2 separate regions of the Mus musculus genome follow, and region 2 is linked to region 1. The links are chromatin loops, found by intact Hi-C in ENCODE. Cell type or tissue: heart. All regions are shown on one strand.

Region 1 (8,000 bases):
TTTTTGATGTTTTTTAAAAAGGTATTTAGGGGAGCCTCTTTTATGGAAATGGATATAAGGATAAAGGTCAAACTTATTGAATAGAAAAGATTAATTTTTTTATTAATCAGTTTGAATCTTATCTCTGTCTCTACATCGCTTAGACTGCCATCATTTAGAATAGCGAAAGGATCTCAATTGCCATGGAGACTCCCTAATTTAATTCCTTAATCTTCTTGAACATCATTCAGAGGACCAAGCCCTTCCCAGACATTAGCATCTGGGTGTCCATTAAGTGACTCAAACTTTCTTATTCTAAGCCCTACGTGCTTCTCCCTCCCAAGCCTAGTTCTTCTTTTAGTAAATAGCATTTTATTTGCCTACAGATTAAGCCAAAATGCCTTGGCCCCATTTATGAGACCTCTTCTACTATCATCAGAACCTGCCAAGGCCACCCCAAAACTACTCTACAATCTAGTTTTAGTTAGAGTTTCTATAGTTGTGATGAAACACCATGCCAAGCAACTTGGGAAGAATGGGCTTACTTGTCTTATAGTTCCATGTTTTAGTCCACTATTGAAGGAAGCTAGGACAGGAACTGGAAGGCAGGAGCTGAGGCAGAGGCTATGGAGATGCTCTGCTTACTGGCTTGCTCACTCTGGCTAGCTCAGCTTGCTGTCTTATAGAACCCAGAACCACCAGTGCAGGGATGGTCCCACCCACAACGGACTGGTCCCTCCCACATCAATCACTGATTAATAAAATGCCTTAAAGGCTTGCCTACAGCCCCATCTTATGGAAGCATTCTTTTTTGGAGAGGCATCTTTTTTTAACTTTTTGACTCTGTGAGTTTCACATCATGTAAGCGAATCCCACTCATCTTCCCATCCCTTCATATCTGCCCTCCATTTTTGCAACCTCCTCCTCAATCCCCAAAAAGGAAATAAAGAAGATTTTTTTTTAAAATCTTGTTATGGAAGCTGTAGTGTCTCACACAGCATACTCTTTTGTCTACACATCTTTACTTGCAAATGTTCATTGTAATGAGTCTGGTTCAAGGCTCTGGTTTCTGCTACTCTATCAATACTGGATCCTCTCTGGGACTCCTCTAAAATATTCTGTTGTTGCCTTGTGTCATGGGAATCCTGCATTTTTGTATCTGCAGGACTGATCCCTTCATATTCTCCAGCACTTCATAGATTGGGTAGCTGTTGGGGTGGGCCAACTCAAAGCCCCGGATCTAGACCTGGGTGGTAGCTGAGTTCACCAGCCTGCCAGATCTCCTGCATCCACATCACCAGTGTTTTTTCCTGAACTGACCAGGCTAGCTCACCTGATGCCTCAGCCTGCAAGGGGCAGGGCTAGCTCTCCCTCAGGGCTGGCCTCCTCTCACCCATGTCAACAGGGCCAGCTCTACTGCACTGCCCAGTGGCAGGGCAGGCTGCTCCCTCAAGTGCTGCAGCCAGAGGGGCAAGGAAGGGAGATGATCTCTCCCTCACCCATGCCTCCACACAACAGAGGAATTGCAGGGCCAACTCTCCTGTGCTCATATCCCCAGGGCCAGCTCACCCTGCCCCCAACACCAGGGTCAGCTCGACTGTGCCACCCAGGCAAGGTGCATGGCCTGCTCTCTTGAACGATGTATGGAAGCATTTTTAAATGACATTCCCTCCTCTAAATGACTTCAGCTTATGTCAAGTTGACATACACTAAGCAGCACAGCACACAAGCACATCACTGTTGAGCCACAACCTTTCTTGTCCCATTCACCCCCAAGATCACACGTTACTACGAACATTACAATATAAAACATTTCAAGCTTTAAAAATCCCAATCTTTAAAATTTCATACAAAAAGGTCGAAGTCTCCTTTTTTCTTTTTTCTTTTTTCTTTTTTTTTTTTTTTTTTTTTTTGGTTTTGGTTTTGGTTTTTCGAGACAGGGTTTCTCTGTGCAGCCCTGGCTATTCTGGAACTCACTCTGTAGACCAGGCTGGCCTCGAACTCAGAAATCCGCCTGCCTCTGCCTTCCAAGTGCTGGGATTAAAGGTGTGAGCCACCACACCCGGCAAGGTTGAAGTCTCTTAAAATACCCAAATTCTGTTTTGAAATCCAAAGAATTTGTAAAATTCCAAAATTTCTTTAAAAGTTAAAAATCTCTCAACTATGGGCTGCTGTAAAATAATAAGTATCTTAAATGCTTTCTTACTCCAAAGAGGAAGAACCAGGAGGGCAGCTACAACCTCAACAAAGCAAAACCAAACTCCAACTGTGTAAATAACAAAATGTCTAATGGGCTCAGGTCACTTCTCTGGCTCTACAGCACACACAGCTTGTCTTCTGAGCTCAGGCCGGCTCCACTCCACCGCTGCAGCTCTTCTTGATGATCATCCTATGGTATTGGCATCTCCAAATGCTGGGGTCTTCCGCTGCAATTGGGTTTCACCAATTCCGCTGCAATTGGGTTTCACCAATAACCTCTCCTGGGCTTGCTTCATGGTGCCAAGCCTTAGCTGCTCTCCGTGACCCCTCTATGCCTTCACCAACAATACCGCCTGGTTGAGTCTTGCACATTACAAAGTTCAGCTGCCAGCATGAAGGCCAACCTTGGCTGTGTCTGAGACAAAGCTTATCATCTTAATGATGTTGGTCTCTTACTCAGAGCTGAGTCTTCAGCCCCAGCTCATCCATATCCATTGTCCCAGCAAACCACGGGTTTGTGTTTCTGGTATCTTGTTAACCACAGCAGATTCTTCAGCCCCAGCTAACCAGAACTACAGAGTCTTCAGGCAAATGACCTGGTAGAGTCTTTGCATTCCTCTGCAACCTCACAAGCCAGGCCTCCATGTTCGGCACGGCTCTCAACAGTCTTACCATCCAAGCTCCTACAGAATAGCCCAGAGCTCTCAACACTCAATGGCTTTTCTAGCCCAAAGTTCCAAAGTCCTTCCACAACCCTCCAAAACAACATAGTCAGGCCTATCACAGCAACTTCCCATGATTCTGATACCAATTTCTGTTTCTTTTAGGGTTGCTACTGTGGTGATGAAACACCATGGACAAAGCAATCTGAGGCAGGAAAGGGTTTACTTAGCTTACGCTTCCACATCTTAGTCCATCATTAAAGGAAGTCAGGGCAGAGACTCAAGCAGGGAAGGGACCTAGAGGCCTGGGAGGAGTGCTGCTTCCTGGCTTGTCCTCCTGGCTTGCTCAGCCTGCTTTCTTATAGAACCAAGACCATCAGCCCAGAGGTAGTACCACCTTCCTCCCCTGGGCCCTCCTCCATCAGTCACTAATTAAGAAAATGCCCTACAGGCTTGCCTACAGCCCAATCTTATGAAGGCATTTTCTCACATGAAAGTCCCTTCCTTTGAGATTACTTTAGCTTGTAGCGTAAAACTAGCCAGCACAAAGCTCAGTCTTTTATGACAGTCCAAGTGTGACCCTTTGCGGTGACCTCTACTGCCACCTCCTGGTTGCCAGATAGTGTCACTTATATTCTGACTTCCTGAGACCCACAGAAAATTGCTGGTGAACAGGCTGAGCTCTGCATCTAGAATTAGTCCTGTTCATGGGCGACTCCAAACTGTCAGTCCCCTGCCCCCCATCCCAGTCCCCTAAAATCTATTTGGTGCACTAACTCCCCTGATAGGTCAACTTCCCTCTCCCTCTTTCTGCCCATTTCTTCCTACTTGGATTCACTTACTCCTCCCAAGACCCTTGGTTGATCACAAAGACACACACACACACACACACACACACATACACACACGCACACCATGCTAAGCCACTGGCTAATTTTTCACAAGCAACAAACACTTTCTTCTCAACTCAGAGATGCAATGGTTTAGAAAACACGAGCATTCTCCTTTCCTCAAGAAAAAAAAAAAGTGGGAGAAGGAATAAAGAAATCTATCATAGTATTTCACAGCCCAGATGAAAGGCCCCAGCTAGTGGGTAAAGCAGGGAAGAGTCAAGAATTTCGAATGACAAATGTCTGAGTTTTTTCCTAAAGCTGAAGTCGTCTCAGAGTGTTGGAAAAAAAAACTGTGTGAGTGGTGGGCTGTTGCGCGCGCCCAACAGGCCAGGAAGAACGACGCTGCTACAGGATCCTTCTGCACACATTTATTCAGTCCTGTTTCTTCTTTCTCCATATATCTCCCTTGTTTATATCTTCCTTGTTTATATCTCCCTTGTTTTTATATCTCCCTTGTTTTTATATCTCCCCTGTTTATATCTCCCTTGTTTTTATATCTCCCTTGTTTTTATATCTCCCTTGTTTTTATATCTCCCTTGTTTATATCTCCCTTGTTTTTATATCTCCCTTGTTTATATATCTCCCCTGTTTATATCTCCCCTGTTTATATCTCCCTTGTTTATATATCTCCCTTGTTTTTATATCTCCCTTGTTTTTATATCTCCCTTGTTTATATATCTCCCTTGTTTTTATATCTCCCCCGAACCCTGGGCCTCTCACTCTTTTATACTCTCAGTTCCCATCCACGCACAGCAGGCCACGCCACCTCACCAGGCACGCAGCTTCAGCTAATCAGGGCAGCAGGGGCAAATCTCCACCAAATTGGATTCACCTGTATCCTGGTACACCTGCGCAGCACTCAAGATGTTTGTGTCTTATATGAGGAAGTCAGGTGCAAGTCATATGACTTAGCTGCAGTCCCTGGCGCCTTTGGGACTGCCGCCACACCCGCTCCCCACAATTCCCCCTTTTTTCTTTTTTGGCAGAGAGAATGTCTGTAGAAAGCCCCCCGCAGCCATGCCCCTTACCCGTCCTTGGGTGACAAACAGCATTGGTTTGATCCCTGTCTTAGGTTGGTGACATGCCCAGGGAGTCTTATCACTGACTACCTCTCAATCATGCCAAGCCACTCCTGGGGAGATTGTGTTTTGCTTGCAGCAGGTGCATCAAAAGGCCAGGATGTTACTTAACCTATGGCCAGATCTTAATTGCTGCAAGCAAGCCTCATGGGTGAAGGTAGAGGTCTGATCCCCAGTGTGCAAGCATAGGGGCCCTACACAAAACCATCCCTTAGGCTCATCACCCAGAGAGGTCTTGGCCAGCTCCTGTGTCGTTTTTCCTGGGGGAAGGGAACTAGGACACTGAACCTTCATGCAATCAGACGTGCCTTCCACAGGATGCCAACAGCAAGCTATCCTCTGTGCAGTGCTTAGCCTCGCAACCCATGGCATAACGCAGCATAATTTCTTTTAGAGCGGCAAACCGAATCTGAGGAGATTGTCCCGCCTCCACTGCAGCAAAAGCCTACGCTACCATGGCGAAAGTGCGGACCCGCACACTCTGCACCTAACACATGTGCCAAACACAAAACACACACACACTATAACAAGCATACATCCCAGGGCTCTCATCCCTGCTCATCTTCCCTGAAGCAAGGGATAGATAGCCAGAGGGGCTATCTCTTTAAGGGAAATTCAGGGATCAAAAAGCGTGGAAAAATTTGAATGTCATGTCGAGCTGGTATTGGCGCTTCTGGAACACCGAAAGGATCTCTCATCTCGGCTCCATCCTTTGTGCTTGTGGGATCATCCACCACATCCACAGGGGCAACTGGATCAGGAGCCTCATTCTTGTAGCGTCTCACCAATCTCTCCGGCACCCAAAGAGGTTCCGTCTGGTCCATGAACTTACCCTGCCGGCAACCACTGACTGCTGAAAGTTCTGAACTCGGTGGGGGAGTCGGTTCCCCGTACAGGCCACCAATTGTCGCGTCCGCTCTCGACCAGCAAGAACGATGCGACCACCAGTCCTTCTAACAGCAGTTTATTCAGTCTTCATCTCTCTTCTTTCTCTTCATCAGTACCTTTCCCCAGCTGAAGAGTTCTGAATCCACGCCGGATCCTTCTCAACAGTCTGTTTTATGGGAACCTTTATTAACCCCTTCTTCCCTGTGATGCAGTTCTGAATCCTCCCTGTAGCAGGGGGTCTTCGCTCGTGACTGAAGATGTTTCTTTTCCCGGGTTTCCTCGTCCCAGGTCTTCTTGTCCCAGGTCTTCTCGTCTCATCCCGGGTCTCAGCACCAACTCTTGCGCGCGCCCAACAGGCCAGGAAGAACGACGCTGCTACAGGATCCTTCTGCACACATTTATTCAGTCCTGTTTCTTCTTTCTCCATATATCTCCCTTGTTTATATCTTCCTTGTTTATATCTCCCTTGTTTTTATATCTCCCTTGTTTTTATATCTCCCCTGTTTATATCTCCCTTGTTTTTATATCTCCCTTGTTTTTATATCTCCCTTGTTTTTATATCTCCCTTGTTTATATCTCCCTTGTTTTTATATCTCCCTTGTTTATATATCTCCCCTGTTTATATCTCCCCTGTTTATATCTCCCTTGTTTATATATCTCCCTTGTTTTTATATCTCCCTTGTTTATATATCTCCCTTGTTTTTATATCTCCCCCGAACCCTGGGCCTCTCACTCTTTTATACTCTCAGTTCCCATCCACGCACAGCAGGCCACGCCACCTCACCAGGCACGCAGCTTCAGCTAATCAGGGCAGCAGGGGCAAATCTCCACCAAATTGGATTCACCTGTATCCTGGTACACCTGCGCAGCACTCAAGATGTTTGTGTCTTATATGAGGAAGTCAGGTGCAAGTCATATGACTTAGCTGCAGTCCCTGGCGCCTTTGGGACTGCCGCCACACCCGCTCCCCACAGTGGGCCACAGGGAAGCCAGCCTGGAGACCCTGAGGTTTCCTTCCACTCGCTGACATCTATTTTACAGAGACTTCATTTTTTCAATGCCCAAGCTTCCAGCCACAAGACAGTGTAATCTGAATAGAGACACAGGTATTTATTGACTCTGTTCTAAGTCAGCAGCATATCAGCTTGAAGAGCTTTGGAAGGGACTAGTCAGCTCATAAAACTAAGTGTTTGACCATGTGATCTGGAAAATAAGCTGGAGAAATGAGAAGAGCTGAAGACCCAACTTTCTCTCATCAACAGCGGTGTGTTAGCAATGGCAACCTGCCACTGTGTCAGCAATATCATCCTGTCATTGTAGAACCAGACTTGAGTTCTCAACTCAGAGACCACAGCACGGTTGACTACATCCTACCATCCCTACCGCCATAGCTTTGGCCCAGTTACCACCAAGTCTCAGCCACCTCAGGGTGTAGTGGCCTCCTAGCTGTGCCGGGATATTCTCCTTTGTCCACAAGTTAGATTGTGTGGCCTTTCTGCTTAAACTTTCCTTTGACCAAAGTGGCTTGGGGACGGGGAGTGGCTGAGGAGATGGCTTGTCCCATAAGCATGGGAACTGAGATCAAATTCCTGACAGACACATAAATAGTCAGATGTGCCCATATGCACCTATAATCCCAGCACTGGAGAATTGGGGGCAGAAGGATCTGTGGACCTGCTGACCAGCCTTCCTTGCCAATGAACTTGAGGTTCAGTGAGAGGCTGAGTCTCAAAAAATAAGATAAAGAAGGGATTGAGAAAAATACCAGATGTCACCTCTGGCCTACACACACACACACACACACACACACACATGTGTTCATACATAAACACACACACACACATACATATATGTGTTCATGTGAATACATATATGAACACAGAGAGGAGAATACTACTCAAAGCTGTAATATGCTTAAATTTTCCTCTAGGAGAGGATCTGCTTTCTTTGCATTAATGTCCTCAAATGTGTCAATCTGAGTCAAAGAACAGAGTGTCAGGGCCTCCTCTTCCTATCACAACCTAGCAGCACGTTCATATGACCATACCTTGACCTCTACACCAGGATACTACTGGCCTGTAGAGACAGGAGATCACAGATGATTAGATTCAGCCATTTTTTTTTAAATATCAAAGAACAGATCAAGGAAAATAAAGTTCTAAGCTTTTCTTTAAAGTCATGACCACAAAACTTTTCATATTCAAATTTAAAAGGTAAAATCCACCTACTTTCGAAACAGTTCAAACACACACCATGTACTGCTCTGACATTCTAAACAAATATCTGTTTATTTGGCCCGC
Region 2 (8,000 bases), 480 kb before region 1:
TTCTGGCAATAGATGAAAACTAACGCAAAGAGTGAGAGGCTTTGGAACAACCAGTCCTAAGTAGTCCTAAGTGAGGTCTTCATCAACTCTTACTCTTAAGGGTCCAGGTGGCTATGTGGAATGAAAAAGTCAGCATAGGAACTTTGGGAAGGTCATGAAACACTCACCCCTCCAGAAGGGAGAAGCTAATTAGCATTTCTCAGACCACAGGGTGGGAATGGACCTGCGGGTGGGACACATTCCACAGGGCTGACCATCGCTCGCCTTCAGACAAGGGAAGTCCTTGTCACCTCATTCCCTAAAGACCAACCAGTTTAAAGGGTGCACTGTTCTGCCAATCATATTGTGCCTAGTTGCTGACACTCTGTTCTGCCCCTGGAAAACTCACTGAATGGGTGCTGGGGGTCGCCGCCTCTCCATCAGGTCTGGGACAACCCCAGCGCACTGGAACAATAAATTCCTCTTGCTTTTTGCATCGATCCTGGCTCCAAGTGGTTCACTCAGGGGGTCCCTGGTAAGCCAAGGCTTCCTGGAGTCTTACGTGAAAGAGAAGGCAGAAATATTCTAAGAGGCAGAAGTGATGGATTACTCCAAGGAAACAATGTCTTTCAGGCGCAACAGGATATATGAATTCAGATACTGTGGCAGCATGCACAAGAGCTTCACAGATTCAAATCAGATGAAATCCCAGCACTGAAAGGAGGAAGTGGACACAAGCTCCGATTCCAACCAATAAATTATATGCAATTGACAGCCACTGGTAAAAGGAAAATTTATTGTTTCCAATGGAGTGTTACTTGGAATATCAACTACACTCCAGGGCAGGACCCCATGCCTAGGAACAGTGGCCAAAATAAAAGAAATGTCATGTGGATTTTTTGTGTGTGCATACTTCATTTTGTTTTGTTTGAGCTGTTTTTGTTTTTTGTCTTTTGTCTTATTGGTCTATTGCTTGTTTGTGTTAATTTTCCTTTTTGGGGGGACTTTTTTCCAGAGAGAGAGAGAGAGAGAATATAAAGTTAGGAAGTGGGGGGAGATCTGGGAGGACTAGAAGGAGGAGAAAACATGATCAAAATACTGTATAAAATTTTAATTAAAACAAAATAATAAAAAAAAGAAGTATGTCCTTCGAGGATGCAAGCAGATTGGGAAACTTGCCTTGAATGATGTAAGGACTCCAAAAGTCTACACAGGTCCCAGGTTAAACCCCAAAGTCAGAGACAAAGAACAGAGCAGTAGATTCTAACATCCTTGTGCATCTGAGCAGAAAGTACAATGAAGAGAACTCTCCAAGCAAGCTGTTCCCACATCCAAAACTCCCCAGATGCCGATATGGCTGAGTATTAATGTGCTTTCTTATGGTCAAATAAAGCTACAGATCTGCACAGCCAATGTTTGGCTCATGTTAGGACTGGGCACTTTCAATCGATTCTCCTGGAGTTTCATGCACACATGGAGATCTATGCACACGTTCACATGCCTACAGAGCAAAGGACTAACAGAGCAGAGGACTTGGAAAGCAAAAGCTCACAGCCTGAATAACAAGACAGCACAAACTTACAGGTCAGAGGGGGTGAGTCAAGTTCAAGCTGAAAGTCTGTGCAGTTGGATGACCCTTGCTTCCCTGAACCAGTGTGAAAGTTCAGAGTTCAGGGATGCATGCACACAGTCTGGGTCCTATATGAAGACAGAGCCAAGGACCCTGGGCAGAGAATTGAGGAAGATGCAGACCCCAAGGGATCCCTTCTCTTCTTCCTCCCCCTAGCCCCAGAAATACCTGTAATGTAAACAGACAAAACATTGCTCTAAAGGAAAGCAAGCAGCATGACAAAGAACCACTTCAATACTTGAGCGGCTCTTGGTTTCCACTGCACTTTGGCAAGTTTCGAAAGTACTCATGACTGGGCCCTACTGCCCTCTCCTGTGATCTGAAGAGAGGTCACATGAACCCAGAACACTTCATTTTTTAGAGACACTCGTCAGATGATTCTTTTCATAAGTTTTTATTTTTTGGTTTTGAGACAGGGTCTGTTGTGGTTTGAACATGACCCGTTCCCTATAGACTCATGTGTGGGAACACCTGATTCTCAGCAGCTGGGGACGTTTGAGAAGGTTGTGAAACCTTTTGGCACATGGAGCCTTGATGGAGGAAGTACAACAATGAGAACCAGCTTCCTGTGATCCCTCTCTGCTACTGCAGTGTGACAGACTGGCTGCTTGCTCCTGTCACCCAGTGCTCCCAACCAAGAGACTTATGCCCTATTGCTGCCACCCCACCCCCACCCTCATCTCTCAGTTTTTTTGAAACAGGGTTTCTCTGTGTAGCCCTGCTGTCCTGGAATTCACTCTGTACATCAGGCTGGCCTTGAACTCATAGAGCTCTGCCTGCCTCTGCCTCCTGAGTGCTGGGATTAAAGGCATGCGCCACCACTGCCCGGCTGAGCCTTTCTCTCTTAAATTACTTTTGTTAGGTTACTTTGTCATCACAGCAGAAAAGTAGCTAAGGCAGATCTCTCCAGCCCAGAACTTAATGTGCTACTTAGGTTAGTTTTAAACTCACAGCAATTCTCCTGACTCAGTCTTCCTAGCACTGGGCATGAGCCACCATCATAACTCTTTTGGTTGGTGGTTGGTTGGTTAGTTGGTTGGATGGTTGGTTGGTAGGTAGGTTGGTTGGTTGGTTGGCTCTGTTTTGGTTATTAAGTAAACAGTAGAAAATTGTCCCTCACTTTCCTCACAGCTCTGAGTGTTCCATAGGACATCTTCTCGAGGGCTTCCTTGTATGTTGGTTGGTTGGTTGGTTTGTGTTTTGGTTTGATTTTGAGACAAAGTCTCCTACAGTGTATGTAGGCTTCCGTCAAATTCACTTTGTGGCTGAGGTTGATTTTCCACTCCTGATCTTCCCGCTTCCACAGGTCAAGTGCAGGGGCTGCAGGTATGAGCCACCAGGCCCAACTTAAGTGGTTCTTAACACTCAGTCCAGATTGAGAATCCCGCACTAATGTGAAACCCTTACCCTTACTAGTAAAGCCGTGGCCGTCTGACTATCGCTAAGACAAAGGGTAGATCTCCAGAACGTGGGCCCAAACGCCGTGGCCGTCTGACTATCGCTAAGACAAAGGGTAGATCTCCAGAACGTGGGCCCAAACGTCCGGGAGAGACTCTTGATCTGATTCGGAATGAGCCGACCGGAAGAAGGAAAACAGGATCCTAGAGGACTCACATTGTCCCGATCTGTTAACTGATTGGGAAAGATTAAGATGTGTGGCCTTGTGGGAGAAGGTGCGTCACTGGAGATGGGTTTTGAGCTTTCAAAAGCCCATGATATTCCTAGTTTGCTCCCTTATGGTATGGATGTAAGCTCTCAGCCACTGCCCCAGTGCTGCCTGCTTGCCTGCATGCTGCCATGCCCGCCACCACACGGTCATGAACTCACCTTCTGATCCTGTTAGCTCCAAATCCACGCTTCCACAAGCTGCCTTGCTCACGTTGTCCTACCACAGGGATAGAAACGTCACTAAGACAACTTCCCTGAAGTGCCTGCCGTCTCACTAGGATGGAAGGTGGTCCTGGCCACTTCCACATCCGACATCCTTTGCTCTGATTTTCAGACTACTCCTTGTTGAGGCCCCAGAAGTCCTTGTACTCCCAGAGAAGCAGTAAGAAAACCAGGAACGTAAATCACACAGGGCATCTCCTCCGTGGAGGAGAGAAAGTCCAATCCCTGTATCCTACCCAGAAAGCTGAGAGTGGGTTTTGTTAACGAGCTGCTGACCCTTTTGATACCTGTGAAGGTAGTCTTCACCCACCTTTTGCTATAGGGGCAGACCTCACCTCCATTCCCCAGAAGGATTATCCCAGACTCCTGGGAATAGCATGTAGACTCTGTGGGTTGAACACACGACATTGGGCCTGGCAGCAAGTGCATTTACCAGCTGAGACATCTTGCCAGCCTTAACCTATCAATTATTTAAAGAGGGTTTTACTCGCCCTAAACCATTATCCATCCTTAGGGGAGATGTTGGGTGTACTTTATGACCCAATGACCTCTATGCTATTGGTCAGAGCCTATACTAGATTCTAGGCCTTTTAGCTAGGTCACATATATTTTGTAAAAGAGTATGTATGTAATCACACCTTAAGCTTTATTGTGCAACTGGAATTGAAATTATGGGAATTCTCATTGCCTAGAGACCATTTCCCAAATTCTATCATGTTTAAATATGCCTGCAGTAAACCACCTGGTGTTAGACTCCCTGGAGTCTGATGCAAGTTGAAGTCAATCTGCAATTGGTTTTTCATTCTTATCTCTTCCTTGCCATTTGCTCCTCTGCCTGGATACCTGAAGGGACCCCCCTCACCTAACAGTTCACATTCTTCTCATGGCTTGAGAAGCTTTTTTTATTTATTTATTTATTTATTTATTTATTTATTTATTTATTTATTTACAGTGTTTCTCTGTGTAGCCCTGGCTGTCCTGGAACTCACTTGGCAAACCAGGCTGGCCTCGAACTCAGAAATCCACCTGCCTCTGCCTTCCAAGTGCTGGGATTAAAGGCATGTGCCACCACTGCCTGGCCATTTTGAAAACGTTAGTATCTGGGCCTCCTACCTTCCTATATGGAGGCCCTGAGTTGGTAGATGTTCAGGGTTAGGTCATTTGTCAGGCTGCTGCTGATCTATCCATGGCAGCTCAAGAAGTGTGAAGCTACATGTCATCAGCACCACCCTGCTTCCCAGGAGGGGCCCCTACAACAGGTAGGGGTCTCCATGCCACAGTGAGACTCCCAAACTTCAGGAGCCATATATCTGTTCAAGTAGGGTTAATCATCTCAGCATTTTGTGTGGCCATGACTTAAAGCGTCCACTAGAGGGCAGAAAACTTACATTTAAGTTGTACTTTTCTTTCCACAGGCCAAAGACCTGGAGGCAATACAATCACCTGAATAATAAATAGTAAGCATGGCGACTCACAACCATCTGTAACTCCAGTTCCAGGGGATCCAACACACCCTTCTAACCTGTGTGGGCATCAAGAACACAAGCGGTGCACAAACACACATGCAAAGACACACCCACACATATATATATCTTTTATTTTCTAAAATGAAACACACACACACATTAGCATAGCATGGTATTCATAGTAGCCTAATGGATACAAGAAGCTTGATGGATGATACAAGGAGCTTGGCACAGCTTGATCATCACAGCCTTGAGAGGCTGAGGCAGAAAGATCACAGGTTCTGAGTCCAGCTAGGGCTACAGAGTAGAACCCTGAATCAAAGGAGGAGGAGGAGGAGGAGGAGGAGGAGGAGGAGGAGGAGGAAAGGGAAAGAAAGAGAGAGAGGGAGGGAGGGAGGGAGGGAGGGAGGGAGGAAGGAAGGAAGGAAGGAAGAACATGCATGTGATGATGTCTGTTCCAAGAAATGTTGCTCAACAGTAGGAAGCAGTGGAGTAGGGGACATGATCCCAGGTTGTACAGCTGCATCTACGTGGTTCATCCAGAATAGTGAAACCCACAAAGGCTGAAAACAGATTGGTGATTGACAGGGCGGAGAGCAGAGAAAGGGGGACAGTGACTTCTTAATGAGGTTCTCTTTGGAGTGATTTTAAAAAAAAGGTTTTCAAGCAGAGGCAGTGTGTAGTTGACCACCATCAGGAATATGCTAACAACTTGTTTTAAAATGATAGATAGCCGGGCATGGAGGCTCACGCCTTTAATCCCAGCACTCGGGAGGCAGAGGCAGGGAGATTCCGGAGTTCGAGGCCAGCCTGGTCTACAAAGTGAGTTCCAGGACAGCCAGGGCTATACACAGAAACCCTGTCTCGAAAAACAAAACAAAACAAACAAACAAACAAAAAAACAACAACAAAAAAAAGATATATAGTTATGTCTGTACAAAGAGGCAGGGGATAAAATACATTTAAAAATAAAATTCGGGCTGGAGAGATGGCTCGGTGGTTAAGAGCACTGGCTGCTGTTCCAGAGGTCCTGAGTTCAAATCCCAGCACCCACATGGTGGCTCACAATCATCTGTAATGAGATCAGATGCCCTCTTCTGGTGTGTCTGAAGACAGTGATGTTGTACTCATATACATAAAATAAATAAATAAATAAATAAATCTTTTTTTAAAATCACCTTCATATAAGACTTCATATAAGATTTGAAAATCACCTTCATATTAAGACTTGAAATCACTCTATTTTCATAAACAATGAATCCAACTTACAAAAACTTCTTCACCATTTGGCTAAGCTGTAACCAGTCATCTAAGTGTTATCATTTGTTTGCTGTATTTGCTGGAAAGATAACAAGGATCAAAGGCTCTCTGATCAGATATGGATATTCATCTAGACATCAACAAGATTTCTTTGAACATTATAGTAATTTCCTGTGATAAAATGTGCCACTAGGGGCTGGTGAGATGGCTCAGCGGTTAAGAGCACTGACTGCTCTTCCGAAGGTCCTGAGTTCCAATCCCAGCAACCACATGGTGGCTCACAACCATCCGTAATGAGATCTGATGCCCTCTTCTGGTGTGTCTAAAGACATCTACAGTGTACTTACATAGAATAAATAAATCTTAAAATAAAAAGAAATGTGCTGCTAAAGACCTGAAATGAGAAAAAGTCATTTTGGGTGCAGTTATATACCATAATTTCTGTTTTTATTTGTTTTCAAGACAGGGTTTCTCTATGTAGCCCTGGCTGTCCTGGAACCTACTCTGTAGACCAGGCTGGCCTCGAACTCACAGAGGTCCACCTGCCTCTGCTTCCCGAGTGTTGGGACTAGAGGCATGCGCCACTACCACTCAGTTTGTACTACGGTATCTCAAAACATTCTCCTACTTTTCTTTTTCTTGTATTTGAGACAAGGACTTGTGTAGGGTAGGCTGGCCTTGAACTTGCCACACAGGGAAGGAAGACCTTAAACTCCAGCTCCTCTTTCCTTCACCTCCCGAGTGCTGAGATGAGAGGTTTAGAGGGCTGACCACTCTCTTAGTTTTCTTGAGTCAAGCAGGGTGGGTGGCTCAAGGGATGTATTTATTTCCTCATTATTTATTTCAGTCCTCTTTTATCTTCTAAAAGCCATGATGCTGGAGCTAGAGAGAAGGCTCAACTTGTTGCTCTGGTAGAGTTGGATTCCCAGCATCCATGTAGGGTGGCTCACAACTGCCTATAACTCTAGCTCCGGGGGATCTGATGCCGTTTACCTTGTACTTGTGCATACATACCCACACGAAGAGATGCATGATTTAAAATAAAATAAATGTTTTAAAATATTTGGGGGATTTGTTTGGTTTGGGGTTTTCTTTGTTTTTGTTTTTTGTTTTGTTTTGTTTTGTTTTTATGAGATGAAGTCTCACTGTGTAGCTCCAGCTATCCTGGAACTCACAATGTAGACCAGGCTGCCCTCTAACTCACAGAAATCCACCTGCCTCTGCCTTCCAAGTGCTGTGATTAAAGGCGTATACGACTATACCAGCTTCTGTGAAATTTCTCAGACTTCCTCACAACAAAGATACTGGACACCTAGTTTGACAAACAAAATATACTTTGATAAAATTTCGTGGACACAGAGACAGGATGCAGGTACCTACTTTGTGGGTGTGGCTCATGATGACATATGGTTGATAGGCCAGGAGTTTGCCCCAAAGTTTCTTAACAATGGTTTCTCTGTTCAGCAATAATAGTATATTCATTATAATGTTCTAGTTATCCTAGAACCTCAATGCTCAATAAGATCTGTCCTACTTGCTTGGTCAACTCAAGCTGCTACCCACTTCTTTGGGGACTGCTTTTTCCTCAGGCAGAGAGGAGTGAAACCGGTCACTCGGAGCACCTTGTTGAGAGTAGGGAAAAGAACAGAACATACCATGTTCTCAGGAGAAGGCATCAGTCAGGGCTATTGAGTAAAATGAGGAAAGACAGAGGTGGTAGGAGAATGCTCTCCTTTGTTCTCCCCGTGCATTTGAAACACAATACAATTTGTGGG

The links. Hi-C counts contacts between places; a loop is a spot of excess contacts. Peaks named below come from ENCODE experiments on the same cell type or tissue, not always from the same donor. Only the 100,000 strongest peaks of a DNase experiment are listed, where the experiment ranks them.
Region 2: a loop joins it to region 1, with 5 times the contacts of the local background. A loop is called at or near these places in 2 of 42 quality-filtered maps.

What each region holds. Positions count from the first base shown.
Region 1 is chr4:57,447,506-57,455,505 of GRCm38, reverse strand. It overlaps a transcript of Pakap not described here. Among named protein-coding and RNA genes, the nearest start is that of 1700042G15Rik, 87 kb to the right of the region's middle. In heart, a CTCF peak has its summit at 3,441 (motif pointing left); no DNase peak of the experiment used is centred here; H3K27ac peaks cover 389 bases.
Region 2 is chr4:57,924,868-57,932,867 of GRCm38, reverse strand. No RefSeq gene overlaps it. Among named protein-coding and RNA genes, the nearest start is that of Gm52700, 4.0 kb to the right of the region's middle. In heart, a CTCF peak has its summit at 4,858 (motif pointing right); a DNase peak (open chromatin) is centred at 2,137.